6 separate regions of the Homo sapiens genome follow, and regions 2, 3, 4, 5 and 6 are each linked to region 1. Evidence: chromatin loops called from intact Hi-C (ENCODE). Cell type or tissue: HCT116. All regions are shown on one strand. Region 1 holds the start of LOC107984128 (a long non-coding RNA gene). Region 2 has its middle 23 kb from the start of GPR26. Region 3 overlaps CPXM2 (carboxypeptidase X, M14 family member 2). Region 4 overlaps ACADSB (acyl-CoA dehydrogenase short/branched chain). Region 5 has its middle 93 kb from the start of GPR26. Region 6 has its middle 84 kb from the start of GPR26.

The links. Peaks named below come from ENCODE experiments on the same cell type or tissue, not always from the same donor. Only the 100,000 strongest peaks of a DNase experiment are listed, where the experiment ranks them.
Region 2: it touches region 1 in a loop (2.7-fold over the local background); 5 of 110 quality-filtered maps call a loop at or near these places.
Region 3: it touches region 1 in a loop (2.4-fold over the local background); 4 of 110 quality-filtered maps call a loop at or near these places.
Region 4: a loop joins it to region 1, with 7 times the contacts of the local background. A loop is called at or near these places in 10 of 110 quality-filtered maps.
Region 5: it touches region 1 in a loop (8-fold over the local background); 102 of 110 quality-filtered maps call a loop at or near these places.
Region 6: it touches region 1 in a loop (11-fold over the local background); 102 of 110 quality-filtered maps call a loop at or near these places.

The regions. Positions count from the first base shown.
Region 1 is chr10:123,965,462-123,970,461 of GRCh38, forward strand. LOC107984128 (a long non-coding RNA gene) reads right to left here and starts at 1,284. Exons shown (of 3, transcript XR_001747628.2): 1 at 1-1,284. RefSeq lists enhancers at 822-991, 988-1,157. In HCT116, a CTCF peak has its summit at 2,419 (motif pointing left); a DNase peak (open chromatin) is centred at 2,380.
Region 2 is chr10:123,640,962-123,645,961 of GRCh38, forward strand. No RefSeq gene overlaps it. Among named protein-coding and RNA genes, the nearest start is that of GPR26, 23 kb to the right of the region's middle. In HCT116, a CTCF peak has its summit at 1,895 (motif pointing right); no DNase peak of the experiment used is centred here; H3K27me3 peaks cover 1,830 bases.
Region 3 is chr10:123,870,277-123,875,276 of GRCh38, forward strand. The region is part of intron 2 of CPXM2 (carboxypeptidase X, M14 family member 2); the gene reads right to left. Among named protein-coding and RNA genes, the nearest start is that of CPXM2, 19 kb to the right of the region's middle. In HCT116, no CTCF peak of the experiment used is centred here; no DNase peak of the experiment used is centred here; H3K27me3 peaks cover 1,785 bases.
Region 4 is chr10:123,040,816-123,045,815 of GRCh38, forward strand. It overlaps ACADSB (acyl-CoA dehydrogenase short/branched chain), which reads left to right. Exons shown (of 11, transcript NM_001609.4): 5 at 394-564; 6 at 2,231-2,356; 7 at 3,578-3,670. Among named protein-coding and RNA genes, the nearest start is that of ACADSB, 34 kb to the left of the region's middle. RefSeq lists an enhancer at 2,598-2,892. In HCT116, CTCF peaks have their summits at 2,692 (motif pointing right) and 3,775 (motif pointing right); DNase peaks (open chromatin) are centred at 2,736 and 3,746.
Region 5 is chr10:123,570,926-123,575,925 of GRCh38, forward strand. No RefSeq gene overlaps it. Among named protein-coding and RNA genes, the nearest start is that of GPR26, 93 kb to the right of the region's middle. In HCT116, a CTCF peak has its summit at 2,482 (motif pointing right); DNase peaks (open chromatin) are centred at 2,506, 3,016 and 3,630; H3K4me3 peaks cover 984 bases; H3K27ac peaks cover 414 bases; H3K27me3 peaks cover 1,137 bases.
Region 6 is chr10:123,579,391-123,584,390 of GRCh38, forward strand. No RefSeq gene overlaps it. Among named protein-coding and RNA genes, the nearest start is that of GPR26, 84 kb to the right of the region's middle. In HCT116, CTCF peaks have their summits at 2,922 (motif pointing right) and 4,450 (motif pointing right); DNase peaks (open chromatin) are centred at 2,951 and 4,471; H3K27me3 peaks cover 3,993 bases.

The DNA of each region.
Region 1 (5,000 bases):
TCTGGGCGAAGAACCAAAAGTCACCCAGTGAGTTCACGGGGACACACAGCTCCACCTCCAGCAGAGGTTCCTACTCCCCCAGCTGGGACAGCCACTGCAGCACCGCTCTGCTCTCTCGCCTCCCCAGCGGCAGACACCCCAGCCTGTGCCACGGCCACTGCTCAGGGTGAGCCACATGCCCCCTGGGCACCCTCCGCTGGCATATGTCAGATGTTGCTCTCACAGACTTTATTTTATCACTACAACAAGCCTGTAAAACAAGTCTGAGCCTATCCCCCTTCTGTCTGTAGATGGGGAAGGAGGTTTGATTTGCCCAAGGACCACCAGGGAATCACTGCATGGGCTGACCCCAGCTGCAGCCCTCCTGCATGGCTGCCTGTCACTCCAGCTAAGCAGAGGAGCTGCCGTTACCAGCACCCTTTCCCTTTCTAATCTGAAGGCAGCCCTGCGGTGAGAGAGTCCCAGCGTCACCCATCACCCCAGCAGGTCAGGGGCCCTGGAGTCCCCCCTTGATGAATGACCTTAGCAGGAAAGAGAAATCTGCCCCCTCTCCATGCCCCACACCCACAGCCAAACAGTGGCTTCTCACCACTCCAGCTTCCTTTCCAAGAGGGTCCAAGCTCCCACCGTGGCTTCCACACTATTCAGACACTTCCTAAGTTCACGGGTCATTCCAGTGCTTTGCCACTTCCAGGGAAATCAGCACTGGAAATGCAAGTCAGCAAATAGGACAGAAGCCCAGGAACCAAGGGTAGGGCCCAGGGAGCCCTACCAGGGGCTGGCAATCTAGGGCAAGTCTCTCCCCTCCAGGCTCGTCTCCTCCTCTGTTGTCGGATAAAGCAAATCGCTTCCAGCTCTATATGCCCCGCCATCTTTTTGTAATTAATATTTCAACTGATTACATGAGTTAGAGGAAACCAAACAATGAGGATGATGAAAACAAAAAGTGTTTGCATTGGAATTTACACAATGAACTCACCCTAGAACTATTCCAGAATTAAAAGCCTCTTAAAATACGGTCAGATGCAGCATAGGCCAACCCATGCTGCTTTGAGCTGCTTCCAGTGGTCTTGGTTGGAAAGAATGGACTGCCTAGGATGGAGGGGGAGTGGGGTGGGGTGGGGAGGTGGGGGCCTGCACAGAACCTGGGGGAGCAAACCCTGGCCTCAGACATGAAGTCTGACAAAAGAGCCTTGTGTGGTGTAGGGCTCAGAGTCCAGTTTCTTGTGCTGAGAACCAAGTGGAGGATCGCGTGTCTGCCTACCCGCCCCATGTCCCCCCACCCCATCCCCCCACTGAGCGCCCACTGCTTGCATCGGGGCCATCAGGAATAGCAGTGAGGGGGGCTCTGTGGCTCCCTGGAGCTCTCAGCCGCCTTGCATATCTCCAGGGGCTTCTGGAATGGTCTGGATCTGTATACAGTTTCAGGGTTTCCTTGCTTTTCCAGTCTGAGACTGAAACTCATCCTCTAAGCATTTGAAAGAAACAACAGGAAAACTCAATCCTCTTTCCTTCCACAGCACATTTAGGGTGAGAGCTTCACAGCTGAAAATCTCCTTTAAAGAAAACGCGGCCCAAATATGCTGGGAGGAGAAGCCAGTGGATCTAGGAGGGGCCGGCGTTGCCGGCTCTGTCTCTGGGCTGACAACCTGGTTTCAGTATTGGTAAGTGGGTCAACCCCAGCTCCAGCGGCTCCTCCTCACCTCTGCCGATTGAGGGCCACTGCAAATTTCAAGCAGAATAAAAGAGTATTCTGAGGGCCACTGCAAATTTCAAGTAGAATAAGAGTATTCCACAGTTAAAGAAAATTTTATATATCTATATCCATCTCGCACAGATTACGTACTAGGCCTTCGTCTAAGCACTTCTTAATTATTAACTCATTCAGTCCCATTTTACAGATGACAAAACTACCAAGTGGAGAACCAAGGTCACGTTGCTACTAAATGGCAGAGCCAAGAGTTGAGGCCAGGCTATCTAGGTAGGACCAGGACCCAGAGTGGAGGGTGGGCCCAGGGCTGCCAGGTGGGCTCAGCGGGCCTGGAGCTGGTTTGAAACACAGGCGCTGCGGTGACCAAGTGAGCTGGCCCTGAAGGGCAGCGTGAGGGAAGAAGCCAGACCCCCCAGCCAGAGCCCCAGCCCTCAAGGGACAACTTGGCCAGGACAAGCTACTGGAACAGGCCAGGGCCCTTTTGGCGGGGAAGGGAGAACTGGACCACCCGGCCGAGAATTCCAGAGACTTTTCTCACTGATGGGAAGAAAACTGGGTCCCGGTAGGGGCCAGTGGGGAACGGGGCTTTGAAGGAACTCAGGACTCAGGCGTCCTTGGGATCATCTCGGCAAACTGCAGGTCTCCGGGGAGCCGCTCCGGTGCATTCCCAGGTCCAGCCTGCCCCCTGCTGGCTGTGTCGGGGAACCAAACACAGGCGTCAGCCTCATCGTGCAAAGGTGGACTTCTGAGTTCTCAGATACCCCCGTGAAGCCCACGCTAATAAACTGGGAATGACACGTCACAAAATCAGTTATAGAGTGCTGCTGATACAGTCATCATTCATTCTAACCACGTATTTAAACCGAGAAGATTGCATGTATGTTCTGCCTGTCAAGGAAACCATGGCATAAATTGTGTAAAATTTGTGTGCAGCATATTTTTGTCAGAAGTGGGGCAGAGAGGAGAGTGTTTAGGGGCTGGAGGTTAAAGTGCTGGAATCCAGGTCACCTCTACCCCAGTATACTCAAATGGTTGACTCAGGGCTTCAATGAAACACTCAACAATCGGAACGGGGAGTTTCAATCCTGCTAAGAAAACAGTCTATTTCCCTTCTGCTAATTTCATTAAATCAGTCTAGTATTTTTCAAAGCCTTTTGGCAGTTATCATAAAACAGACTCTCTGATCCCATAGGACAGTGATAGAGGATCATAAATCCAGCTGATTTGCATCTTTTAATGACCCAAACTTAATCACCCATAAAATCCCAGCCTCCAGCCAGACTGGCTTCCAGTTCGTTGCTGTTATTTGAGTATTTGCAGTAGAAAGTTTAATTTTGCTTTCACCTGGCCAGGACCCTGGGCTCACACCCACCATGTGCTAGCATCTGTAGTAAGAACAAATTTTGCAGAACAAAGCAGGTGACAAAACAGGTATTATTTTTCTATAACAGGACTTAATATGAGAGTCCAGCCCCCATTCACCAAATAACAACAAATGTCATCTAATCACTTCTGGGAATGGCTTGGTGATGCCTTAGTCTCTTTGCAGCTCCAGGTACACTTTCCCCTTCCTTGGTATCATCCACTCCTAAGGATTAAAGTGCCATCCACCTGCAGTTGCCTCCTGTTTCTCCCCACAGACCAGATCCCTCCTGTGCTCCAGACTCACCCAGCTAAAAGAGAAATGCCATTTCCATCCACACCGCTTCCCTCTGAGCCTTCCCTGTCTCCATGACTCAGGTCCAAACCAGGGCATCTTTTTGAGTCCTCTTTCCCTCACACCTAATCCAACCTTCAGTACAACCTGTGGGGTCTACCTCCCAAATAAAGCCCAAAGGTGACCTCTTTCACCTTTGCTGTTGCTGCCAGCCTTGTCCATGCACCACCGTCTTTAATCCGGATGATTCCAGAACTTCATGGTCCACACGGAGCCACTAGCCACATGTCGCTATGTAAATTGCACTAATTTAATTAAAATAAAGTGAATTTTAAAGCCGAACTTCTCAGCCACACCTAGCCAGATTCCAAGTGCTCAAGGGCCACACGTAGGCCCGTGGCCGCTGCAGGTGCAGTGCCAATGCAGGACACTTCCATTGCAGGACAGCCCTGCTCCAGGATCTCTCAGGGACAAAAGGGACGATGACCCCTGCCTGCATGTGTGTCTCCTCCCCCAGGCCCAGCCCATCTTCCCCAGGGCAAGCAGGGCCTTCTTCCTGAGCACGACTCAGCTGACATCGCACCTGTGCTTAAACTCTCTTATTGCCTATCCCGGTTAACAGAACAAAACGCCAGTTCCTTCCGTGGCCAGCCAGGCGCCACATCTTCACATTCAGCCAACCATCAGCAAATATCTATTGGACATAAACTATGTGCCAGGCAATTGTGATGGAAGATGCCAAACAGCAAAGAGTCAAAACTCCTCGCCTCCATGGAGCTGTCTAGGGGTAGGGGGGCGGGGGGAGCGATAAACAAACGGTAAGTAAATGATGGTTTTCTAGAAGATGAAATTGCTATATATATATATATTTAAAAAAGAGCAGATTGAAGGCACCTGGAATGCCAGGGGAGGGTGACCAGATGGCCTCGTTGACAAGGTGACAGGTGAGCCTTCCAGGTGGGGGATCAGCCAGCGGGGAGGCTCCAAGGTGTGGGCAGGCCTGGGTATTTGAGAAACCCAGGGGATCCAAGGGGCTGGGAAGGAGGAAATGAGGGAAAGGGTAGGTCCTTGGGGTCATGGGAAGGACGTGGGCTTTCATCTGAGCCAATGGGGAGTTATGGCAGGGTTTGAGCTGAGCAACAGTTCCCAGCTCATATTCAAAAGGCTCCTTCCAGCTGCCGGCATACGATGGGTGTTAAGAGGGGGGCGCAGAGAGCCCCGAGTCACCTGCAGGGAGGAGGAGGGTGAAGTGGATTTGGGTGGCAGTGGTGAGGAGTTCAGAGATGTTCAGAGGATCCCAGGTGGGTGGGATGTGAGTGGGGGTAGCAGCCCAGGATGGCTCTGGGTTCCTTGGCTCCTGAGAGATGGGACGGACAGGTGTGCAATGCTGGTGAAGACACGAGTGGGAGGCGTTCACTGGACACTAAAACAGAGGGGCAAACGGAGAGCAGGAGGCATTCACTGGACACCCAAGAGGAGCGATAAAGGGGAGCGGGAGGAGTTCACTAGACGCCCAAGCAGAGAGGCAAAAGGGCTGGGTCTGAGTCCACAGTGCTGGAGAGAGGTTGCTTTAGAGGCGGGAGCTAAGTGCTATGAAGCTGGCCCGCTGCTCTCTCCTTTCCTCTCTCCACT
Region 2 (5,000 bases), 320 kb before region 1:
TTATTTCGTGAGCACTTTTTATGTGTTAGCTCAGGTAATGCAATGGCGAATAAGGCAGACGCTGTGTAGCCTCATGGAATTTACAGACTAAGGCAGTCTTTGAAAAATAAAAGGTTACCTCTTAAAGGAAAGTGTTGATTTAAGTTATTCTTATTATAATATTATTTAAATATATTCAAATCTAAAACTGTATATCAATTCCCTAATTTTGTAGGTAGCTTCTACAGAACTATAGAAGTAAAGCACATTTATAAAAAATAATTAAAACTATAAAGCAATAACGTTCAAATTATTACATTACTGGCATGACAGATGATGCAGTTTTGCTGAAACTAAATGTCAAATTTGGGATTCAAAAGTAGAAAGATATTGCCCCATGTCTAGTTCTACATTTAATCTAATTTTGACTTCAATACAACACATGCACACACAGAATGCAAGAAAATATTTGCAAATCGTATCTGATAACGGACTTGTATCTAGAATATATAATGAACTCTTACAGCTCACAAAGAAAAAGTTAAATAACACAATTTTTTAAATGGGAAAATAATTTGCATAGACATTTCTCCAAAGAAGCTATGCAAGTGGCCAAAAAGCACACAAAAAGATGTTCAACATCATTACTCATCAAACACAAATCAAAACCACAATGAGATATCATTCTGAACCCACAGAATGGATATAATCCAAAAGTCAGATAACAAGTGTTGGCAAAAAATATGGAGACTTAGAACCATTATACATTCATGGTAGGAATTTTAAATGGTGTGGTCATTTTGGAAAATAGTTTGGCAGTTTCTGAATGTGTTAAACATCGCATCACCGTATGATCCAAAAATCCTACTCCTAGATATATAACCAATATAACTGAAAGCCCACATATATTCACACAAAAACTTGTACATAAATGTCCATAGTAGCAGTAGCCATAGTAGTGAAAACATAGAAATGTCCTCAGCTGATGAACGAATAAACCAAATATAATGTATTCATACAATGGAATATTACTTGGCAATAAAAAGGAAGGAAATACTGATGCATGATCCAAGGAATCATGAATGAACCTGTGTGTGTGCATACGTGTGGTTGCCATGCACATATATGTGCACAATTGTCAGAGAGAAATCTCAGGCCTGAACTGAGAAATACAAATTGAAAGGCTACAGAACCAGGGTTTGGGCAGAAGGCAATAAAAACGAGCCACGCAGGAGCAAACGGGTGGGTGTGCTGGTGGCGAGGTGGGTAGGGGTTGGTACAGGGTCCGGGACAATAAATTAAGCATTTGGGCCACAATGGGCCAAGGTGAGGCACCACAGGTGGGAGGGGGCCAGAAACTGTATTTGAAGAGGAGAATTTGAATGATAAAATGTCACCAATCTCTTCTGCTCCTTTAATAGACCCTGGAGGCAGCTCCTGGCCTTTTTGCTATCCTGCACAAGGATTTGCAGCCATTTTCAGGTAAAAAGAAGAAACCACAGATGCAAAGAGGCTTCGGAAGCTGCCAGCAGTGAGCTGTTCCAGAGAGCAGCCAGAGGGGGCTGGCCTGCAGCCAAGGCCTGGCGCCCGCGGTGTCTCCACATCTTCTTTTGTTACTGGGGATGGAAAGGAGAGAAACTGACTCAATTAATGGAACCTAGAGCCACTAGTGAACAATGTGGATAAATAAGGACTGAGATGTCAGTCCCTTTCCTAAGCAGCCTCAATGATGGGGAGGTGCTGGTGAGTTTTCCATGCTGTGTAGCCACATTAGAATCCACAGACTCCTCTTAGCCCCGTGCCTTCCAGGGTGAACACACTCTTTGCGAAGCGCAAATTCTCCTTGTACAGGGACCCAGGAAGCAAATCCTCTTTTGAATCGAGCACACATAAGGGCCTACGTTTTGCTTCCAGAAGGTGGTGCTAACTGCAGATGCTGAGCAATGGGAAGTTCAAAGGTGAGTTTTCATTAGGACTGGGCGAGTGGAGAGCAGCCGCAGTGAGGAGAGCTTCCTATCCCAGCAAATCAGTTTCCTCTGCCCCAGTACCTGGCTCAGGACCTGGCCCACAGTGGGAGGCAGCACCCATGGGCTGGCATGCCTGAGTGATGGGGAGACTTGGAGGACCCTGGCGTGGACAAGTGCCCAGAATCCTGGTGTCCAGGCACTGCCGCCCATAAACCTGAAAACAGGGGTTAGGCACTTGCCACAGACTCCTGGAAAGGAGAGGTCCTTCACTGCCACCCTGGTGTCACATTCTGCACCTTACCAACTGCATGATCTTGGGCAAGTTACGGAACCTTGTTTTTCATCCATAAAAAGGAGCTTACAATACCTAACAATGACTGTGACAATAAATAAGGAGATGCTGAGTGGCAGCAAATGGCCACTCCCTTCCCCATCCTCACCGCCCCCCCCCCGCCCCTAGTCTGTGGCTTCCTCCCTGTTCTTCCGCTCACGATGGAGTGGTGGTTCCACTCTGTAGCATGGTAGTAGGAATCCCTTACTTGAGCATCTGCATATCCAGCACCTTATCGGGTCCTCCCCCAAGGTGAGGGCATGTGGCTCATTATTTCTGTGCAGCTAATGAGCCAAAGGAGACTTGGGAACTTAGACCACCTGGCACAGGTTCACTGGCTCTAAGTCGGGTGTCTGTGTCCCCCGCTGCCCCCTGGCGAAAGCGGCTGGTGGAGCCACTGTAGCCTGGAGCTCGCACCCCTCCATCAGCCCTGCAGCCCCTGCCTCAGGGCTGACAGCCCACCACCCACCACTCACTCTCCCGCCTCCCAGCCTCAGGTATCAAGTGTCTTTCACAGAGGTGACATCAGTGTCTCTTGTAAAAGAAGTAAGGGATGTGTAAGAGCTGGACATGAAAGGTTACTCTTTGGCCCCAACCCCTTCCATGCCTCCCCGACCCAAACTCCCTCCATGAAGGTTCTGGAACATCCTTCCAGCCCTTTTCTAAGCATTTACATACATATTCATGTGAATATATTTTAAAATGAATGTTGCCATACAATATATATCGTACTGAATCTGATCTCAACAGTATGCCTGAAGGAGCCTTCTCAATCAGCTGCCTCATTTTTCAAGGATTTTCAGTGCTCTATTGTTGGCTGATCTCTTTTTGTCCAGGTCCTTAATGATGGATTTCAGGTTGCAGTAATGTCACAATGACCATCCCTAGACACGTATTTTTGTGCGCATGTGTAGAATTCTGCATTACACTCATATTACAGGTGAAGAAAGTAAGGTAAGACAAGGTGAAGGGATTTGCCAAAGGTCACCTACTACCCCATGTGGGACCACAGACTGGGTGTCCAGAATCCCCCATCCATGCTCTGTTCTCCAGAGCACAAAGAAGGGAATTCTAGGATTACCACGGAGGAGTGATTCTCATCCTCATGTGGAATTCTGCACACCCGCCCTTCCTCCCACAGTCGTCCCATACATGCAACTCTGCCTATGCCTTTCTCTGTTTAAAACGGCCTGGGGGGCCAGGGGCGGTGGCTCACGCCTGTAATCCGAGCACTTTGGGAGGCCGAGGCAGGCAGATCACGAGGTCAGGAGATCAAGACCATCCTGGCTAACACGATGAAACCCTGTCTCTACTGAAAATACAAAAAATTAGCCAGGTGTGGTGGTAGGCGCCTGTAGTCCCAGCCACTCGGGAGGCTGAGGCAGGAGAGTGGCATGAACCCGGGAGGTGGAGCTTGTGGTGAGCAGAGATCGTGCTACTGCACTCCAGCCTGGGCAACAAAGCGAGACTCTGTCTCCAAAAAAAACGGCCTGGGGTTCCCACTGTCTTCAGCGTGGAGCTGCACCTGGAAGCCTATGGGCCCCCCTGCCCCTGCCATGTGCTTCCTGAACTCCTAATCCACTGGGAAGGAGCCAGCCATGCCACATGCTTCCCCAGAGCGCTCTTCCCGTGCTCTGCACAGCATTGTTCATGAACATCCTTTTCTGTGCCACTGCCCCCTGGGCCAACTCCCACTCAGCTCTCAGGTCCCCACTGACCCATCACTCTACCTAGGAAACCCTCCTTAGGCCCTCTTCTCAGACCTTCCATCCTAGACTGTGATTCCCTGCTTACCTGCTCTCCTCAAGCCAGGTTGTGAGCTCTGTGGGAGTAAGGAGCCTTCTCTGTGTAGAAGGGAGTAGTAAGCCTTCTCCGTGTAGAAGGCTGTGTCGGCCATCTACCAGCACATCCCCAGTGCTATCAGCCTGATAATGAGTGTGGATGTGGGGAATGAATGAACACATGCATGCACACCAGAGACACACTCTGCTCCACGTTTGGTGCCCCTGGGACGCTGGAGATATGCCAGTAACTCGAGAACACTGACACTTAAATGCAAGACCACCCCCTGTATCCCAGGACAGTCCTGGATGCCCAGAATTAGGCCACTTCGGTTGATTTTATTTCTACTGTTGATGTAGCCATGTCTGAGTTTCCCTCAATGGAGGGGGAAGAGAGAAAAGAAGGAGGCCAAGGAGGAGGATCAGAGATGCCCTGAGGGGTCACAGGTGAGGATGTCTTCAGACACTGGCATCTCAGTGGCTGTGAATGTCACATTTTTTGTGAACAGCTTGTGTTTGGGGACCATGAAGTATGAAATACTCATGATGGGCAGGGTGGTGGTGGTGATGATGGCACCTGGGACTCAGCAGGGTGGGGAAGGGACAGGGCAAGGAAATGAGACGACACTGTGGTTACACGGTGAGCATCTCCCTTTAGCCTCCATTCCAAAAGGACCAGCTCCCAGGAGCATATCCACCCAACACGACCTGGGAGAGCTCACCTTCCGGCTCATCTACCTGGTGCTGGCTGCTCTGATGAACGTGAGCACAGACAGAACCATTCCGGGGCCTCCTGCTCAGGTGTGTGATGTCTCAGCACCCCCCACACATATGTTTCTCTGTTATTCCTGTAGTCACGCCTTCCTGCGATGTAGTTATTATTATTCCCATGGTACAACTGAACAACGAAAACTGGAATCTGGAGAGATGGGCAGTGCACCT
Region 3 (5,000 bases), 95 kb before region 1:
GAAGTTGCTTGATGGTGTTTGGGGTCACACCAGGAAAAGAGCTGGAGCCAAGACAGGCATCCCCCGCTGGCAGAGCAGAGCTCAGAGTCCGAGGCCCTGTAGCCTACTGTGATCGCCTCAAGACGTGGTGGGCGCTGCCAAGAACAAACTCACAGCCCTCCTGAACTTTTGCTTTCATTGTCGCCTATAAATGGAGTAGCTTCGACTTAATGGAATTCTTGCCTTCGCCTTTCTGAACTTGACATTCCCTTTGATCAGTGAAGTGTGAAGGCAGCTTCCCAGCACACTGAAAATCTGTCTGCAGTAGCTCTCTGCCTTTCTCAGATACCACTGGCTTCCCAGAGGGACAGGGCCTCTCTCTGGGTCTTGGGAAATCTCTGAGCCAATCTCAGCCTTACCTAGTCGTCCTTGGAAAGCTCTTTAACACCCACCACAGGAGAGATGATCCTTCAGACCCTCATCACTGAGCTCCTCCAGAGAGCAGCTCTCACCCCAACTGAGCATCACAATCTCCCAGGAAACTTAAAGGAAAGGTGCCCTAACCCCTCTCCCAGAAACTGATCAATAGGCTAGCAAAGGAACCCACCACTGGTCGGAAGTTCCCAGGTGATTCTTCTGAGACAACCAGTCTCAGAAGAGAGTCCCTGCAAACCTGGCTGGGGTCTTTTACCTGTGAGGCTACACAAGCTCAGAGATTTTCTTTCCCAGACCCCAGTGGATCCAACAGAGGACACTCTCAAAGAATCGGGTTCCAGCCCATGCTGGCTACAGTGGCTGATATCTGGAGTCAGCCCGGAGCCTCAGCCTCAAAGGTTCTGACCACCTACCTCCTTCTTAAATGTCCAGCTCAGGGGCTGTTCTGTCTGAAAAGCCTCCCAAGACTTCCTCCCCTGCACTCAACCCTCCCAGCCTACCCACTCCTACCTTTAGCCTAACCTCCTAGGAAAAGTCCACACTGTTACCATGGTAGTTTAGTCTGTCTCCCTGAACAGGCTGTGAGCCTCAAGAGCAGCAATGACAAGTTTTCATCCTCGAATTTCCAATGCCCAACCAATGTTCCCAAATGAATGAATCTGCATTATGATCCAGTATAACTGATAATCTCTATGTCTGCATCATCATGGAAAACTAACACCATTCTTTATACGTTGCTTATAAGGCTCAAAAAAAAGGAATTATTGGTTCAAAAGAACATTTCTCAACCCTCAAGCACTTGCCTATTATCAGCTTCAGAAATTTTTCCACATCTATGTACCACCTGCACTATTATTTCCTTAATGTTTTTATTTAAATCAAATTACTTTAGTGAAAATATGTTCATGTAAAAGGTAACTTTATCACTAGAAGATAACGTGAAAATATCTTCATGACCTTGGGGTGGGCAAAAAACATTCTTAGTCCAAAGCAACAAGTACTGACCTCAACAGAAAATATTGATGATTGGTCTATATTAAATTTAAGAGCATTTATTATTCAAAAGACACTTCTACTAGAGTTAAAAAGTGAGCCAAGAAGTGGGATATTCACTATGCATGTATCTGATACAGGACTCATATTCATCGTATTTTCAAGAAAAACAAACAAACAAACAAAAACCCTCCTATAAATCAATAAGAAAAACAACAAGCAAAAGAACTGAGCACATATTCACAAATGAGGTTATCCTAATGGTAAGTAAGCATTAGTCACTAGTCATCAGGAAAATACAAATTAAGACCACAATGAGATATCAGCATATACCCACCAATAGGAAGAAAATAAAGGCTGACAATATCAAATGCTGGTAAGGATGTGAAGCAACTAGAACTTTCATTCACTGCTGGTAGAAGTGTTAACTGATACAATCAATTTGGAAAAATCTCCACCAGTACTTAGTGATACACTGTGATCCAGCAATTCTTATAGGTATACATGCAAAAAAAATTCATATATACACCAAAAGACTTATTCAAGAATAGTCTTAACAGCACCATTTATAATAGCAAAAAACTGAAAACAATCCAAATGCCCATCAAGAGAATGAATAAATAACCTGCAGTATAGTCATGCACTAGAATACTATAAATCAATAAAAATAAATGAACCATGCTATATACAACAACATAGACAAATCTCATAACATCATATTGAGCAAAAGAAGTCAGACACAAAAAAGCATACAATGTATGATCTGATGAATATTAAGTTCAAAACAGGCAAAAGTTGTATCTGATGGTGGTTATCTTTGAGGAGAAGCAGGAGTAATGGTTACTGGCTGGAAGTAGGAAGGAGGCCTGAAGTTGAGACCTCAGAACGAAAATATTTAAAAGACAAAAGGCTGCTAGAAACTGGAAACTCTACTGTATTGGAGGTTCTGCATTTTGAGCTAGTCAACATTTACAGATCTGAGAAAGGGCTTAGACTGTCCCTCCTGGAGAAAATCTGGCTGAATCTTGCCTCATTGAAAAATAAAGAATGAACACTAATGTACAGTCTGTGCAGAACAAAAAATTCCACCAAAAGAACGTTAAAGGAGGTATACCATCCAAAACACTCAGAGAAATGTGACCTTGAAAGTAACTTGATATGCTAGCTAGGAAAATATTTTACCCAGACACTGTTCATCCTTTGTATAATCCAAGAGTCATGGCTTCAACTTGCCATAAAAAAAGAAAAAAAAAACATGCTGAAGAAAAGGATAAGCAGAAAAATATTTTAAATAAGGCCAAATAGCAAGAAAACTAAAAATATAAAAGCAGAATTAAAACTCACAAGGAAGATCTATTCTTTATGAATGGGGGTCTTTGCCAACACAGTAAAGGAAAATAAATAAAGGTATAAGAATTGAAAAGGAGAAAACAAAATTGTCATTATTTCATATACATTACGATTTATACTTAAATATCAAATAATATGTGATTAACAAGAGTTTAGCAAGATTGCTGAATATAAAAATCAACATTCAAAAATTAACTATACACCTGTAGTCTACCAATAAAGAGTAGAAAATTGAAATTAAAAGTATCACAGAATAGCAAGTATCAAAGAATAAATCTATTAAAAGATATATAAGACCTCTAGCGATAAATTTCTACAAGCGATATTAAAGAAGGTCTAATAAGTGGAGAGATATACCATGTTCATGGATTAGAAGTCAATGTTGTAAATGTGTTCATTCTCCCAAATTGATTCGTAAAATCAATGCAAATCTAAATCAAAATTCCAAGAACTTGACTTGACATCATGTAGAACTTGACTACATGATGTAAATGTGTGCGTGTGTGTTTACAAGTACACACAATGGGTCAAGAATAAACACAACTTTTAAAGAAGAATGGGTCCTGCTCTACCAGATGTCAAGATTTGTTATAAACCTACAGTAATTAAGAAAGTGAGATATTTCAAGCATGGGTAGAAAAATGAATTAATAATAAAGATTAGTGAGCCTGAAAACAAAGCCAGGCATATATGGATACTTGACATCCAACAGACAGGTGGCACTGCAAAATAGTGCCCTTTCATTTGGTACTTAGTACTTGTCTTAGTCTATTCAAATTGCTGTACCAGATTATAAACAACAGAAATTTATTTCTCACATTTCTTTTTTTTTTTTTTTTTTTTTGAGACAGAGTCTCACTCTGTAGCCCAAGCTGGAGTACAGTGGCACGATCTTGGCTCACTGCAGCCTCCACCTCCAGGGCTCAAGTGATTCTTGTGCCTCAGCCTCCTGAGTAGCTGGGACTACAGGCATGCATCACCACGCCAGGGTAATTTTTTGTATTTTAGTAGAGATGGGGTTTCACCACATTGCCCAGGGTGGTTGTCTCAAACTCCTGAGCTCAGGTGATCTGGCTGCCTCAGCCTCCCAAAGTGCTGGGATTACAGGAGTGAGCCACCATGCCCAGCCTATTTCTCACATTTCTAAAAGCCGAGAAGTCCAAGATCAAGGCACCAACAGATTCAGTGTCTGATGAGGGCCTGGTTCATATACAGTGGCTATCCTCTCCCTGCGTCCTAACATGGAGGAAAGGCCAAGGGAGCTCTTGGGGGTCTCTTTTATAAGTTCACTAATCCCATTCATGAGAATTCCACCCTCGTGATCTAATCACCACCCCCCGCCCCAACCACACACACACACACAAAGGCCCTACCCCCAAATACCATCACCTTGTGGGTTAGCATTTCAACAAACACATTCTGTGGGGACATGATCAGTTTATAGCATGTGTTTACTGCTTTCATAGCCAAATGTTTAATAAGCCAGGAAAGAAGTCTACTTTCACCACAAGACCAACTTCTACCACAAGTGGTTTAAGTGCCAATTTTTTTTTGTAAAGTTTTAGGGCATAACATGGTAAATTTGGTTTTCTGTTAAATCCATCCAAGAGTCAGTAATACAGAATAAAGAGGGTTTTATCACAGAAGCTTTGAGAAGATGGAAACAGGATAGATCACAGTATGCCAAGAACAAATTCCCCAAGAGCAACAGAAGCACGTGTGCTCACCCTTGTCATGGGGATTCTGGGGAGGTACAGCCCTAGAATGTCTCCCCTGTAAGTGGACCAGCATGTACTTGGTCAATAAGAACCACACTTGGGGTTAAGTGGCTGATACAAATGAATGAAATTTCATGCCACCTATGGGTGCTACCGAGCACATCAGAACATCAGAGTTCTGTCCCCTAAACCCTTGTCTGGGAAGTATTTCTAGGCTGACAAGTCCACTGTGCCTATGGTTTCAGACCAGGGTTTCTGAAGCCTATAGCTGCAGACTGGCCACACTGCTCATGTAGTGTTCAAAAACACACTCAGTTTACAGACATGTCTACTGTAGGCTACAGCCAGCCCAGGACCCCTAATCAAACCCAGTGAAGGCCCTGCCACAAATCCATTATTGGAAAAACAAAATAAAACTCTCCACATTGTAAAGGAATGCTATAAAATCCTTCAAAGGCACTTGTTTCTTTTTAGAGACTAAAGAATAACTTTTTAGGCATGTTTGAGATGGTGCAGAAAGTGGAA
Region 4 (5,000 bases), 920 kb before region 1:
AATGCTGCTGGAAAAGTACACTCTACCTCTTATTTGCCAGTTGGAAATTTAGAAAATAATCATCAGATAATAAAATTATTTCTTTTTGTCCTGATTATATTTTCTAATACGTTTGTTGATGGTTTCATTTACGTTGTGATGTCTTTCTGCTGTAATTATTCAAATCAATTTCAATGAGTATGTGTTCGTGAGTCTTTAAATTTGTCTTGGACAAATAGGGTATATTTTTTGGAAAATAATACTTTCAGAATACCATTGCTATTTTCATAAATATAGGCTTTTTAAAAAAGCAGCTAAAGATTTGATTTACAAATGTCCATTTTTCCATAAGTATTTGTTATACAGAGTATAAATACAGTTATTAATTTGGACATTTTTTTCTCCCATATGTAGGTAGGAAGTTTCTGCCTTTCAGAGGCTGGAGCAGGTAGTGACTCATTTGCTTTGAAGACCAGAGCTGATAAAGAGGGAGATTATTATGTCCTCAATGGATCAAAGATGTGGATCAGCAGTGCTGAGCACGCAGGGCTCTTTCTGGTGATGGCAAATGTAGACCCTACCATTGTAAGTTTGAAAACGAAATTTCTTTCTTTTTCCAAACCCCTTCTTTTCTCTTTCTTTATCTTTTCCTCCTTCTGTTTCCTTTTTAGGACTTCATCTTGAACTCTTTAGTCTTCTCAGTACTGAAAATGTCAGACTTGAGCTGGCATTTTTTCACTTCGTTAATCTCCTAAAGTAAATATTGTTGACAAAATTATTAATTAGAATTGGCCCACCATATCTGTGGATTCAACCAACTCTGGATTGAAAATATTTGATTAAAAAAAAATTCTGCAAAGTTCCAAAAAGTAAAACTTGAATTTGCTTTGTGCCAACTACCATATTGAATTCACGTGAATAAAGTGACATGCATGTATTATGTTAGGTATCAGATAATCTAGAGATGATTTAGAGTCTACCGGAGCATGTGCATAGGTTATATGCAAATATTACACCATTTTATGTAAGGTACTTGAGCACTGTCAGATTTTGGTATCCATGGGGGTCCTGGAACCACTCCGCCACAGATATGGAGGGATGACTGTTTGTGGAGGACCAACTGTTACTTAGCTCCTAATGGGTTATGTAGGAAGCTAATCTTTTTTCTTTTCTTTTTTTTTTTTTTTTTAATATGGAGTCTCGCTGTATCTCCTAGGCTGGAGTGCAGTGGTGTGATCTCACCTCACTGCAACCTCCTCCTCCTGAGTTCAAGCGATTCTCCTGCCTCAGCCTCCCAAGTATATGAGACTACAGGTGTGCACCACCACGCACAGCTAATTTTTGCATTTTTTGTAGAGACAGAGTTTCGCCATGTTGGCCAGGCTGGTCTCAAACTCCTGACGTCGGATGATCTGCCTGCCTCGGCCTCCCAAATTGCTGGGATTATAGGCGTGAACCACTGCACCTGGCCCTAATCTTTAATTTTGTTGAATTTCCAATTTCTGTTTAGTAATGAAGAATTTAAGTACCTATTTAGTACATTTATTTTTAAGAATATTTTATTCAGTTGGAAAATAGACATATAGCAAAATAATAAATACATTTTTTCACCAGTAAATACAGTATTTTCACTAATGTAACAATTGAATTAAATTGTTAAAACTTTTTTTTTTTTTTTTTTTTGAGACGGAGTTTCGCTCTAGTTGCCTAGACTGGAGTGCAAGGCTGTGATCCCAGCTCACTGCAACCTCCGCCTTCTGGGTTCAAGCAATTCTCCTGCTTCAGCCTCCTGACGGGTGCCTGCCACCACACCCAGCTAATTTTTGTATTTTTAGTAGAGACGTTTTTTCACCATGTTGGCCAGGCTGGTTTCAAACCCCTGACCTCAGGTAATCCGCCCGACTCAGCCTCCGAAAGTGCTGGGATTACAGGCATGAGCCACCGCACCTGGCCTAAAACTTTATATAGTAAAATTAAATTGAGAACATGACATTCTCATGATTATATAATAGTGTAATAATAATTTTAATATTTATGATGGTCTCTGAAAAAGTGAAACAAATGGTAAGGTTCTATAGTTTGGATCTAATGTCCTCTAGCTGCTCTCGTTTCATAATGCCCATGTTGCAATTCTGAGTCCATTAGTATTTATTACCAAAGTCCATTTTTAGTTTTCTTTTTACTTAAACTCTTCAGAAACAAGGCGTTTTATAAATCCAAGTGGTAATAGCGTTTTAATTCTTCTTTTTAGGGATATAAGGGAATTACCTCCTTCTTAGTAGATCGTGATACTCCGGGCCTTCATATAGGGAAACCTGAAAACAAATTGGGGCTCAGAGCTTCTTCCACCTGCCCGTTAACATTCGAAAATGTCAAGGTGGGTATCGTAGACTAATCAGTAAAAGACTGATGCGAAATAAGCCTTGCATGGAACCACAGGAGGTGTGCAAGACAGGTGTCAAAATACTAAGTGGCTATAAGCACACGCAGGAGAGTATTTTGTAAAACCCTGAACAGCGCTCTTTAGTCATGACCAGATAAATGTACTTTTCACAAAAGTGGAAACCTTTCTGCCAAGAAGCTGTCCTGGGAAGCAAGTGCCAAGAATTCATCCCATTTATGTTTTATAACTTATGTGCTTCTGACCACGTATACTTTATAAGCTTGAGACTTGTGAACCAAATGGGGCCGCAGAGAAGGAAGTCTGGTGTCAGTGCACTAAAGGCCACAAGATGGGGGTGTTGCTCAGTGAGAGCGGAAACAGCCAGGCTATTAAACGTGAGCAGCAGAAGATCCAGATAGTTAGTGCTGATGCTGGAGAACTCCCTGTAGGTGGGGCAGGTGGTGTCGGCTTTTCCACCACTCATCACAGAGCTTGATCTTTTTTTTGCATGGCTGTGGGGAGTGAGGGGGAGGATGTCTTTACAGATGTCACTGGGGCCTCATTACTTCACCCCAACTGTTTTCCTCATTCTTACTTTCCCATTTCTTTCTCCATTCTTCCCTGCTCTCTCCCCCAACTACCCATATTACAAAACTAAGTATAGTTTTTTATTATTCTTAATTCTTTATTTTTTTAAAGTATGAATAAGCATTTTAGTCTGTTTCTTCTCTCTTCCTCTTTCTTGTGCATACACCTGTGTACACACATGCACACACACATATACCCCACCGTTGATTTTTATGAGGGTGAATGGTCTCAACAGCAGAAAGGCTTACTACACTTGTTTTTGCAAGTATTTGCAGATCTTTGTAGTTCCTAATATGTTATCTCACACTGTAGCCTACAGATAAGAATTGGGGGGGAAAAGTATTAATTTATGTTATTGATGAATTCTATGAGATTCCCTTACTCTAGATTCACTCATCCATTCAATACCTGTGCAAGGCTCTGGAGGATGCAATCATGAACAGCATGGACTTGAGTCCTTTTCCTCAGAGAGCTGTGGAAAAACAGCGTAGAGGGAGACACAGATGCCGGCAAGTTCTGTGAGAGGGCTAGCACACGAATTGAGAGTCTATGTGTACTTACAAATATATAATCAAAATGAATCATGGAAAATGAAACTGAGAAATAAGTGCACATTTGTATTTTCAGGTTCCAGAAGCCAATATCTTGGGACAAATTGGACATGGCTATAAGTATGCCATAGGGAGTCTCAATGAAGGTAGAATAGGAATTGCTGCACAGGTAAGTCAGATTTAAACTCTTCCATGATGTGAGTCAATTAAACTGTGAAAAGAAAAAAATGCAATGAGACCAATGAATATTTGGAAGCTTATGGACACAAGATGGCACCGTTCCCTTACATGAGGGATAGAATGGCTTATTATTTCTTTCAAATTCCCTTTTGGTCAATTATGTAAGTGTCCATAGAACCAAACAATGGCTTGGTGGTAACAGTGTTTCTGCTTTGAGAACATTAAAGTATTATCTAATACCTGAACCGATAGCTTTTCAAATGTATTGTAAATTAAATATGGCACTTTAAAAAAAATCAACTTTTCAAAGCATGAAATTCATTCTGGAAGGAATTTTTTACATTAAGAATAAATAATATTCCTTCCACTGTGTAGTAAAGATATCTATAGTTAATAAAAGATTTGTTGCTTACTGTTTTGCATGTGAAAACTGGGCAAGTTTTTTGGCGGCACATGAAATAAAATAGCCACAGTTAAGTAGATACATAAAATGAGAACTATTCAAAATTTTTTTTTACCAAATTTGGCTTTTATAATGCATATTGCATTTTTCTATTAAGTAATATCAGTTATTTTCCAGATTAACAAAATGAATAAGGTCTTTGGCTTTACTTTAGTGTCAGTTTTGTAGAGTGTATATATATATATATATATATATATATATATATATATATATTTTTTTTTTTTTTTTTTTTTTTTTGAGATGGAGTCTTGCTCTGTTGCCCAGGCCGGAGTGCAGTGGTGCGATCTCGGCTCACTGCAAGCTCCGCCTCCTGGGTTCATGCCATTCTCCTGCCTCAGCCTCCCGAGTAGCTGGGACTACAGGCGCCCGCCACCACGCCCAGCCAATTTTTTTTGTATTTTTAGTAGAGATGAGGTTTCACCATGTTAGCCAGGATGGTCTCAATCTCCTGACCTCGTGATCCACCCGCCTCGGCCTCCCAAAGTGCTGGGATTACAGGCGTGAGCCACCGCGCCCGGCGTTTGTAGAGTATATTTTTAATCAGTGATTATACAAAACTCAAGAACTTAGAGCTTTTCAGTTTTGAAGATGTTACATATAAGCTATTGGAATAAATATTAGATTATTACTCTAGATTTTTTTCTGCTGCTGTTACTTTGCTAACTATTTTTAGACCAAAACTTAGTCTAGTTTTCCTACAATGCTTGACAGTGTGTCACTAAAGAATATTGTTTTATCAGTTCTCTTAAAAGTTTTTCTGTGATTCAACTTAGACATGACATTAGAAACTGCAATACTAGAGCTCATTTTTTTCAGACATATAAATAATATAGATGTTCTGGCAATAAAATACACA
Region 5 (5,000 bases), 390 kb before region 1:
AAGGTGTGTTTGGTGGCTGCACACACACTGAGATCCCCAAGACCCAGGATGGCTGACCTCATCAGGACCTGTTCGGGACCCTGAAACAACCCCTCCTATCACAAATGCCCAGATTCCACCAGGCTGGGCTACAAAACAGGTCCCCATGCTCAGCTAGCAGCTAGCAGCTAGCAGCAGGTCTCAGGCTTTCTCAGGGTAGCCTGAGGCCATGAAGCCACCCCCTTCACTTCTCCCTCTGGAAGCCTGCCTGGGGGCCCCTCTGCTCTGCTTCCATGGCCCATGGGGCCTCTCTTCCCACTGGAGTGGGAAGGAGGGACAGGGAGGGTTTCTGGGGAGGTGCACTGAGCGGTCCCGGGGGCGGTAGCTCCAGCTGACCGAGTTTGTTGTATTTTACCCAAACCTCCCACTGGAGTTGAGGCCCAGTCTCAGCCATGGCGCACTGTGTCTTTGCCTCCTTTGCCTCCTTCATGCACGTCTCTCCCTTGGGGACCTGGCCCGAGTTCGGACTTAATATCCCTCAGTGAAACCACAGCTTCAACCAAGAGGGGGCAAGTTCTGTCATGCAGTGCGGGGAGTGTCACGTGAGAGCAGGGCTAGGAAGCAGTTTAGGAAGTGGGAGGGGTCGGTCTGAAAAGCTTATTTTAGGGGACATTTCTAAAAAAAATCCTGAATTTTGTTCCCATTGACCCAGAGAAACATGGACTTCATGCTCCTCAAATTTCCAAACTTCAAGATCCAGCAGAAACTGATGCTAAGGGGTGGGTTGGGGTGGGGATCGCCTTCCCCTGAGGTCCCCTACCCCTGATTTAGGCTTTTCTGCTAGGGACAGACCTGTCAGGGTGGTGGGGGCTGGGGTGAAGGAAGCTGGACGGGAGCACAGAAGCCTTCAACCCTTCTCATCTCTGATTCTTCCTCAAGGGATTCAGAACTTTTTTTAAAATCACAGCGTCTGCTGCAAATCACAGGCAGGGGAGTAGCACCCCCAGGGCCGGGTAAAGCAGCAGCTATTTTCTAGCAGATGCATTGATTTATATTTCTTTATGGAACTGTATCTTCCTATTCTGTTATTTTTCACTTTGAGTAAAAATTAATTGTCTTGTTTAACCAAAAACACGACGGAGAGAAGGGAGAAAGGGAAAAGGGAAAGTGGCAGGGTTTGTGAAAGGAGCAGGCTTCGGAGTCTCACAGAACCAGGACGGGATCCGAACCCCAGCTTCACAGTGGGCTCCAGTGCTGTGTGAGCGTGGGCAGGTTACTTCCCCTCTCTGATCTGCAGCTCCTCACACATCTGCCTGGGGGATGATAAGCCACACATCACAGTGTTCTCAGGAAGATGACAGGAAATAGTGGATTTCAAGGTGGTAGCACAGAGCAGGTGCTGGCGTTTGTTCCTAAGTACCTCTCAGGAGCCACTTTGCCAAACGCATCAAAAGTAGAGATGTTGATGAAACCAGTGTGATATGAGCCTTGGTGACAGTCGCTCTGCCTCCTGATCAGAGGAGGGCTGTGCTGTCTTGGCAGAGTTGGAACCCTCAAAAGTAAGGTCAAAACTTCATTGGAGACGACATCTGGAGAGGAGAGGAGAGGAAGAGGAGGAGGAGGACGAGGAGGAAGGAGAGGGGAGAGAGGAGGAGGAGAAGAGAGGAGAGGAGAGAAGGAGGAGACAGGAGAGGAGGAGGAGAGAGGGGAGAGGAGAGGAGAGAGGGGAGAGGAAGGGAGAGGAGAGGGGAGAGGAGAGGAGAGGAGAGGAGAGAGGGGAGAGGAGAGGAGAGAGGGGAGAGGAGAGGAGAGAGGGGAGAGGAGGGGGGAGAGGAGAGAAGAGAGGAGGAGGAGAGGGGAGGGGAGGAGGAGGAGAGGGGAGGAGGAGGAGAGGGGAGGAGGAGGAGAGGGGAGAGAAGGGGAAGGGAGGGGAGGGGATGGTAGAGGAGAGGAGAGGGAGGAGGTACTGCTCAGGAGGCAGGAGGAATGGGCTCATTTGGGCCCAGAGAAGTGCCCCTGGCTTGAATACATTGTTCCAAGCAGGCCCTGACTGTGCCTTCACCAGTACTGAACACCAGGTCCAGCTTTTCACCTGGGCCATCTCATCAGTGACCAACCCACAAGAAAATCATTATTGCTTCCACTTTACAGAGAAGGCAGCTGAGGCCCAGAGGGATTTAAACAGGGCCTGACCAAGGAAGGCCTGCAGCGGGAGGTAAGGAGGCAGGACCCACTGGCGAGAAGGTGTTTTTCCCCCTTGACGTTTCTGTCCTGTCCGTGGGAAGCTGGGGGATTCTGCCCATGCTTCACCTCCCAGGGAGGCAGACATGTTGAGAAACACTGGCAGCTTCTCCCAGCACCTGCCTGATGCTTGTCCCTGTCACAGGAGGAGGGTTGCTAAGCTGTTTGGTCGGCGTCCACAGCATTTGCTGGAGGGCATGGTGACTGTGTTTCAAAGGTGGATGCCCATGTTCTAGCCCCGCTCTGTGCTTCCTCCACCAGGGGGCAGCCGCTCTCCTGCTCCCATCCAGGAGGCACACCCTACCTGCTAATCCAGCGCCTCCCAAACTTCCCCAGGATCTTGTTAACAGGCAGCTTCTGACTCAGCTGTGCTGGGGCGCCCGGGGCTGGGCTAGTCTGTCTCCCAGCTGATGCTGGTCAGAGGACCACATTTTGAGGAGCAAAGCAATGGGTTACAATCTTAGCTCAACACCTGGGGAAACCATCACCTGGGGATTATTTTAAAAATACTGGTTTCCAAACCCCACTGAGAAATATTAAATTACAGTCAGTTTAGAGGCAGAACCCAGGAAATGAATGATTTTTGATGCTCTTCAGGAGAGTCTAACATGCAACTAAAGTTGAGAACTACTGTTCTAGAAGCAGGCTTGCCTCTCTCTGCCCACCTGTGACCAGGCAGGTAGTGGGCTGATCTAGGTAAGTGTGCCCAGATTTTGCCTGACAGATCCAGCCTCTGCCTCCTCTTCTCCCAGGGCACGCCGGAGACTCCACATTCCAAAAATATGAGTTGCCCTTGACTGGAAGCTTTTCTCTTCAATGGAGCTTTTTTACCCAAGGTTCACATTGGAGGTTCTGGGCATCTGGCCAGACAAAACAGCCCTATACTTCCCACCTGGCCATTTTTCTTTCTGTGTTGGCTCCATCATCCAGAGCCCTGCCAGATGGAGGAGTACCAACATCTCAGACTTCTGAAAGACTAGAACCCCAAGTCTGTGTGCTCTCTGAACCTCTCAGCTTCCCAAAGAGGGAAGATGGGCCTCTCTCTCTCTGCTGCAGGTAGGGAAGAACCACGAGATGGAGAAGCGGCAGCCCGATCACCCCCAAACCTCGTCAGCATCCCCACCTGGCCCCAACCTGCCAGCCTTCACCAGGCTCTTAACAAGAGGCCAGTTCTCAGCCAGCCTCTCTCCTGTCCTTGAGCGGCAAGTGGGCAGCTGAGCAGAATTGTAGAAGGTAGGACCTGCTGAGCCAGGGCCACTGGCTTGGCCCTCCCCTCTCCCCAGGTCTGAGCAGGAGGTCATCAGACCCCAGGGGGCATCGTTCATGTCTCAAAGGTGTTGAGGGAAAATTCTCTCCTGGGGTGTGGGCTAGACCTAGTGACTCACTCATGACAAATCAAGTATGGAGAGGGAAAGAAAGTAAATTGCATGATGGTGGAAACTGGCAGGTGTCACCTCAACTGAGTGACCAAAGTTCTCATCACTTCCAGTCAGTCATGTTGGCATCATGTGCAGCTTGACATGGTGCAAAGGGAAGCGTTTCCATCTTTGTTTTATTCTTCTCCCAAATCCAAAACAACACTCTCTTAATGAGAAAACATCAGACAAACCCAAGCTGAAGGACAGTCTACCAAAAACCAGACACATACTCTTCAAAACTCTCAATGTTAGGAAAAACAAGGAAAGGTTGAAAAGCTCTAACAGATTGGCAGATATGAAGGAGATATGATGACCATCATATCCTAGATTGGATCCTGGAACAGAAAAGGACATCAGTGGAAACATTGGGGAAACCCAATCAAGTTGTAGCTGAGTTACTACTAGTGCTGATGTTAATTTCTTAGTTTTAATTATTGTACTATAGAAGATGATAACGTGCGGGGAAGCTGGGTAAGGGGTATACTGGACCTCTCTGTACTATCTTTGCAACTCTTCTGTGAATCTAAATTCTTTTTCAAAATTAAAAGTTTCTTTAAAAGTATTAGGGGAAAATAAACGAAGCAAGGAATGGTCCCACTCTCTCTTTCAAACAGTGTGATCTACGAGGTAGAATCATGAAAGGAGAAAAGCTGGGCTGCTGGCTGGAGGTGAATTTATTGCCAGAAAATAGCTCTGCTGTGCTCTCTCTGCTGTGATTTACAGCCAAGGATCTGGGCCCCACATCGATCCTTGCTCTGAGCCCCCAATGCAGGCGCGGGGTCCTCTGGGCAAAATCGATGCATGGAGGTGACACTGTGCATTTTGCTGCCATCACAGGAATCCAGATTTATGTTCTGGGCAAGATAGATCCCAGGGCAATGGAAAGGGGGTTGATGAGGAGTCAGGAGGTCTGGGTTCCAGGCTCAGATCTGCCATTTACATGTGTTTGTTCATGGGCTATTTACTTCACCTCTCTGGACCTTACTTTTGGAAAATGGTCTCTATAGCCACCACCAAGTCATAACATGAGGGTCCTTTGATTGCAAACAACAAAATGTGACCATGGGTAGAAAACCTTGAGTATAAAATAAATTTGTTGGAAAGAATCTATGGGACAGCTGGAGGCTCCGAAGTGGGCACAACCAGAATTAATGCAGGTAGAGTAATTTCCATAATAAGAAACCCAACATTTCAGTAGCTTAATACACTTCAATGTGTCATAGCCTTATCAGGCCAGGGGTGGGTGGGAGGGTGGCTCTTTGCTCTACAGTCATTTAGCCACCCAGGTTCCTTCCATCTTGTAGCTCCTCTCAGTTCTAGGTCCTTACTCTGTCTCATCTTATATTGGCTGAATGGAATCCT
Region 6 (5,000 bases), 390 kb before region 1:
TGTCTCCACCACCAGATCTTTAATGGAATCAAACCTACAAAGCCCCCTTTGTCACATAAAGTAACATATTCACAGGTTTCTGGGATTAGAATGAGGACATTTTCTGAGAAGTGGGGGATCCCTATCCTGCCGACCACAGTGGGTGATGGTTGTTTCTTGGAATCGGGATTTGGAGTTGTTTTTAGCTTCTTTATAACTTCATAGTGAATATAGGTTATTTTTACCAAAAAAATACGATGATTGTTAGAAATTCAAGGCAACTTCCTTGCTTCTCTTGAGTCTGGCTGCTTCACCTGATGGGAAGCTGTTTCAGCATATTCATAAGCTGCCAGGCTGTGCGCCGAGGTCCCAGAGCGTGTCACTGCAGGCAGCACTCCTCAGTGTCCCTCTTTCTCTGGAACGTGTCAGAGGACCCCTGGAAAATATTGGTGCACGTGCAAACCTGCACAGCAAGAAGGGGCTTAGACAGCACAACAGTAACTGCCAACATCTGGGGAGAACTGGACTGCAATGGGGTGGGGCAGAGGGAGCTTCCTGCCTTTCTTTCCCTGCTTCTCATGTTTAATCTTCACTACAAATCAGTAAAGATGGGTTCTGCCATCACCCATCTCACAGAGAGTCCAAGGGTAAGCAACTTGCTCAAGTGCTGAGGTCACATGGCTGTCCTCCATCTGCACAGGTGTGAGGAGAAGGAATTTCTGTGTCTTATTTCCACAGTGAAAAGGAACCAGAGCCAGTAGGAAGGGTTTTGGATGCTGGTAGATAAAAGTGACCAAGAATTGCATAGCTCCTCCAGGGTTTTCTGGATTCTACAAAACCGTAATCTTGACCCCTGCGCATAGAAACCAGGATATAGACATTTTTTCTGGCGGTCTTTCCTCCTTTCCCTCCTGTATGTAGAAGGATGGGGAGGGAGCTCCTTAAATGGGACTCTAAATCATTCTCCATCCCAACTTCTCTAGAATGTGACCTATATCAGAAGTCCTCTCCACCTCCCTGACCCTCTCCCTGCTCAGTGGCCCTTTACTCCCCGAGGATGCACACATCCAGGACTTTCTCACCTTACAAGAAATTCTTCCTGGGCCAGGGCTCCATTGATTACCCCCTTGCCTTCCTCCTCTCCTCTCACAGCTATCTCAATTTCACATTCGAGTAGATTTGCCTTTCCAACTTCCTCCCATTGCCCCAGCAGGCTGGCTCCCGTCCTGTGCTCCTTACTGTGGCTGCCCCCTCCAGCTGCCCAGGCACCCAATCCAGAAGCCGGGGAGTCAGCCTTGACCTCCTTCCTCTACGTCCTCAACCCAGCCTTCACCAGGTCCTGCTGATCCTATGCCCTATGCAGTTCTCAATCCACTCATGTGCTTCTCTGCTCATGGCAGCTTCCTAGCCAAGTCTTCTTTCTCCATTTCTCCCTAGCATGGCCTCCTTTCTGCATTTTTCAATGTCCCCCTCAGTGACAACTCCATGCCTCTTCTCCCCTACCTGCCCCTCCAGCCTCACCTGGGCCACTTCCTCCTTCTTGAACTTCCTTCTCCAAGGAGCCCATGTTTTCTTCAGTTTCTCATGAAGACTTTTCCATCACTGGCTTCTCTCCAAGTCTCTCCATTTAGAGAGCATCCATCCTCTCATCCCAAACACACACACAGACAGGCACACATGCACACACACAGGCACATATGCACACACACATGCCACACTATATCTACATGGTGTATATGTATTCGATCACTCTCCTTCTCTCTCTCTGTAACACTTCTTCACTCTCAGCTCCTAGACTCACTTCTCTTCCTTCCCTCCACCCCCATGTGACCTTATGACCCCTCCCCTCTGCCCCTTCTCTGGACTTCTGTCAGGACACACATCTGACCTGTAATTGTCTATGTGTCTGCCTCCCCTGCACAGCTGTACTCTCCTTGACATGGAGAATGCTGTCTTATTCATCACCTTTGGACCTGGCTCATCACAGGCATTTAGGGGAGGTTTGCATGTTTACAGAATTGAATGTCAAGAGCAGGACTTGGTGCCATGATGACACCTGCTCCCTCCACCTCTTCTTGGGAGCTTGGAGGACAGAAAGCCCCACTCATCCACTGAGCCTTCCTCTGTTCCCCAAACTGAACACAGTATCTTCTTTAATCTCACAGCACTTTGAGAGGTAAATACCATTCTAAGCCCCATTTTACAGAGAAGGAAACTGAGGCTTAGGAGGTTAAATTAATTGTGCAAGAAAAATGAGCATTTCCGTTTTAATTTTATTCTGTATGACTCTACAGTTCTGTTTTTTCCTGTGTGCTCTACCAGAGCAGCTGAGGAAAAAGTGGAAAAGAAAAACAAAGTGACAGCTCAGCTAATGATATGTTGACAAAGTGGTTTGTGGTTGTGCCTGTGCACGTGTGTGTCCATATATGCGTGTGTGCAGGTGTGTGTGCACGTGCCTGCATGCGTGTGCATATGTACATATGTGTGTGCATGTGTGTGTGCGTGTGAGTGAGGCATGCTCAGGCACACCCCCGCCCTGGAGCACATGCGTCTCTCTTTCTGCGTGATACTCAGCAGTTTGTGAACTACCTTTGGAGCCCGTAAAGTGGAGATGAGCCCCATGCATGTCACTGAACTCAGAACATGGGGAGCCTGGGTTACAGATCCACAGAATAACCAAGACCAGCGTGGCAGGGGCCTCCAGGGGCCGAAACCTCCAGGTGAGTGCCTCAGTGAGAATCCAGTCCCAGGAACACATTCACTCTCTGAAACACTGCTCTGGTCTGAGCCCCCTCTGCTTCCAGGGGCCTGACCTTACCTGACCATGCATGAGAGTCAGAGGCCAAGGCACAGTTGCCCTCCTCTTTTTCAGGGTCTCTGTCTTCAGTTCTGAAAGTCCCTAGTCAAAGCCTGCAGGGTTTCTGCTGCCAGCCAATGACCACTCGGGGGAGCCCGTGAGCCATCAACCACAGATGTTGCCTGGCCAGAAGGGATCTGTAACTAAGAAGAAACTTGGCAGCAGGGGAAGAAACGAGGTGCCTTAGTAGGTACCGGTTTGAGCTTTTCTCATGTCCCACAGCAGCTAAGAATTTGTCACTACTGTTGTGGCTTCTAAAAGAGCCACCTGTGTCCTTGACCTTGGATATGGCAGAGCTGGGAAGGACATACTAGCTCACTAGGACAGGGGTGGCCAACTTAAGCAGGTACAGCCTGGCTCTGCCATGGAATTGCTGTGTGACCCTGAGTAAGCCACTTGCCTTCTCTGGGCCCTAGTCTGCTGCTCTCAGGATTCTTGGGTAGAAGTGACAGAACTATGACTAAGTGAAGCCACTGGGCAGCTCATGGAATTCAGAGGAGGGGCAGAGAATTGATGAAACAAGAAACAAGGGGGCTGTCACCCCAGGGCCCAGCAAGATCACCTGGCACTTGTTGGCCTGCGGGGCCACCTCTCTCCCTCCTACCTGCACTGACTACTCCCAGCTCTGCTGAAGGACTCTGGCACCCCTCTGCCACCCTAGATTAACCTGGCTGTCTCTGCATCTGTGTGCCCTTTCTGCACGGTAGGTTCCTGCCCTGCATGGAGGCTACCTGGCCAACAACCCACCTACCCAAGGATGGAAAAGGATGGAAAAGGAGATTTTGGCGCTCTTTATGTCCACAGTGCAGAAAGGGACCAGCCCCCAAGTGGAACGGGTTTTGGAGACTGGTGGCTAAAAGTGACAGATGTTTGCCACACTTCTTATTTGTATATCAAGATCTGATTGTTAAATTGTTTACTGTTGCGCTTTAAACTAACAATGGCAGCAGCAACAGCAATCTCAAATGCAGGTATAGCACACACCACGCACGTGCAGGGCATCATTCAAATAGCTTATGTGTATCAACCCGTTTAATCCCCGCACAGACTCCACGAAATAGATTCTATTATATCCCCCCTTTATAGGTGAGAAAATTGAGGCATGGAGAGTTTAAATGCCTGGCTTAAGTTCACACAGTTGGTAAGAGGTAGAGTGGGAATTTGAACCCTGGGAGCCTGGTCCTCTCAAGCCTGTGTTATGCTGCCATGTCGGACATTAAATTTCAGCATCTTCAATAACACTTGATATCCAGGGAATGAACCAAACAGCACGCACGCACATCAGCTTGGAGTTTCTCTGCTTTTCTAAACCTTTCTTCTCTTTACGGTTTAACGACAAAACCACTTTTCTGTCTGTAGAGTTCATCCTTACAGGAAAACTTTCTTGTTTTTGCTGAACAGGAGAGAAGTCAGTAAATGCTATAGAAAGCACAGCCTGTGTCGGGAATGGAGATGAAATATTTCTTTGTTAGACATGCCATCAAAAAGTCCCGAAGTTGAGGAAGAACGCAGGTTTATTTTCAAATAAATGCTCACTTGGACTTTGTGCCAAACTTGCGGCGTCGGAAGGGTGGGAAAGCGGTGTCGCTCTGCAGGACCCAGACCGCCAGGGGGCAGGCCATGCCTCCACCAGACTGCGGCGAGTTTTGACTCCGGAGGACTCTCCAAGTCGGGTTTTTCCAGAGCAGGCTATTTGCAAAGCAGCCAGGAGGTGTGGCTCCGGGGACTTGAGTTGTATTTTTATCTGCTGCTCACTTCCAGCAATCTGGCACACATTTCTCTTTGGCACACAAAGGAAGTGCCTGCCGCCTGCAAAGCATGAATCACTTTTTGGGAGAGGTGGTCTAGCTCTCCCTTTGGGTGGACTCAAGCCCCAAATGTAATTGCCAACATGATCCCCCACAGAGGAGTTTATTTCTGTCCTCCTCCCCCGTTCTCCAGGGGTGGCTCCGTTTTTGCCTCTGGGCAGAGTGGGATGCTCCTGTCCTGTTCTTCAACATGGCCACGGAGCCTGGAAGTCAGGCGGAGCCGGCTCCTGTGGAGGGTGCATTCCCTCCGGCAGAGGTCAGCTCAGCAGAACACCTGAATGTGCTTCACACGGCCAGATCGAGCCCCCGAGGCCCTCCCATTTGGGGAAGAAGGAAGGGGGACTCTCCCTTTGGCC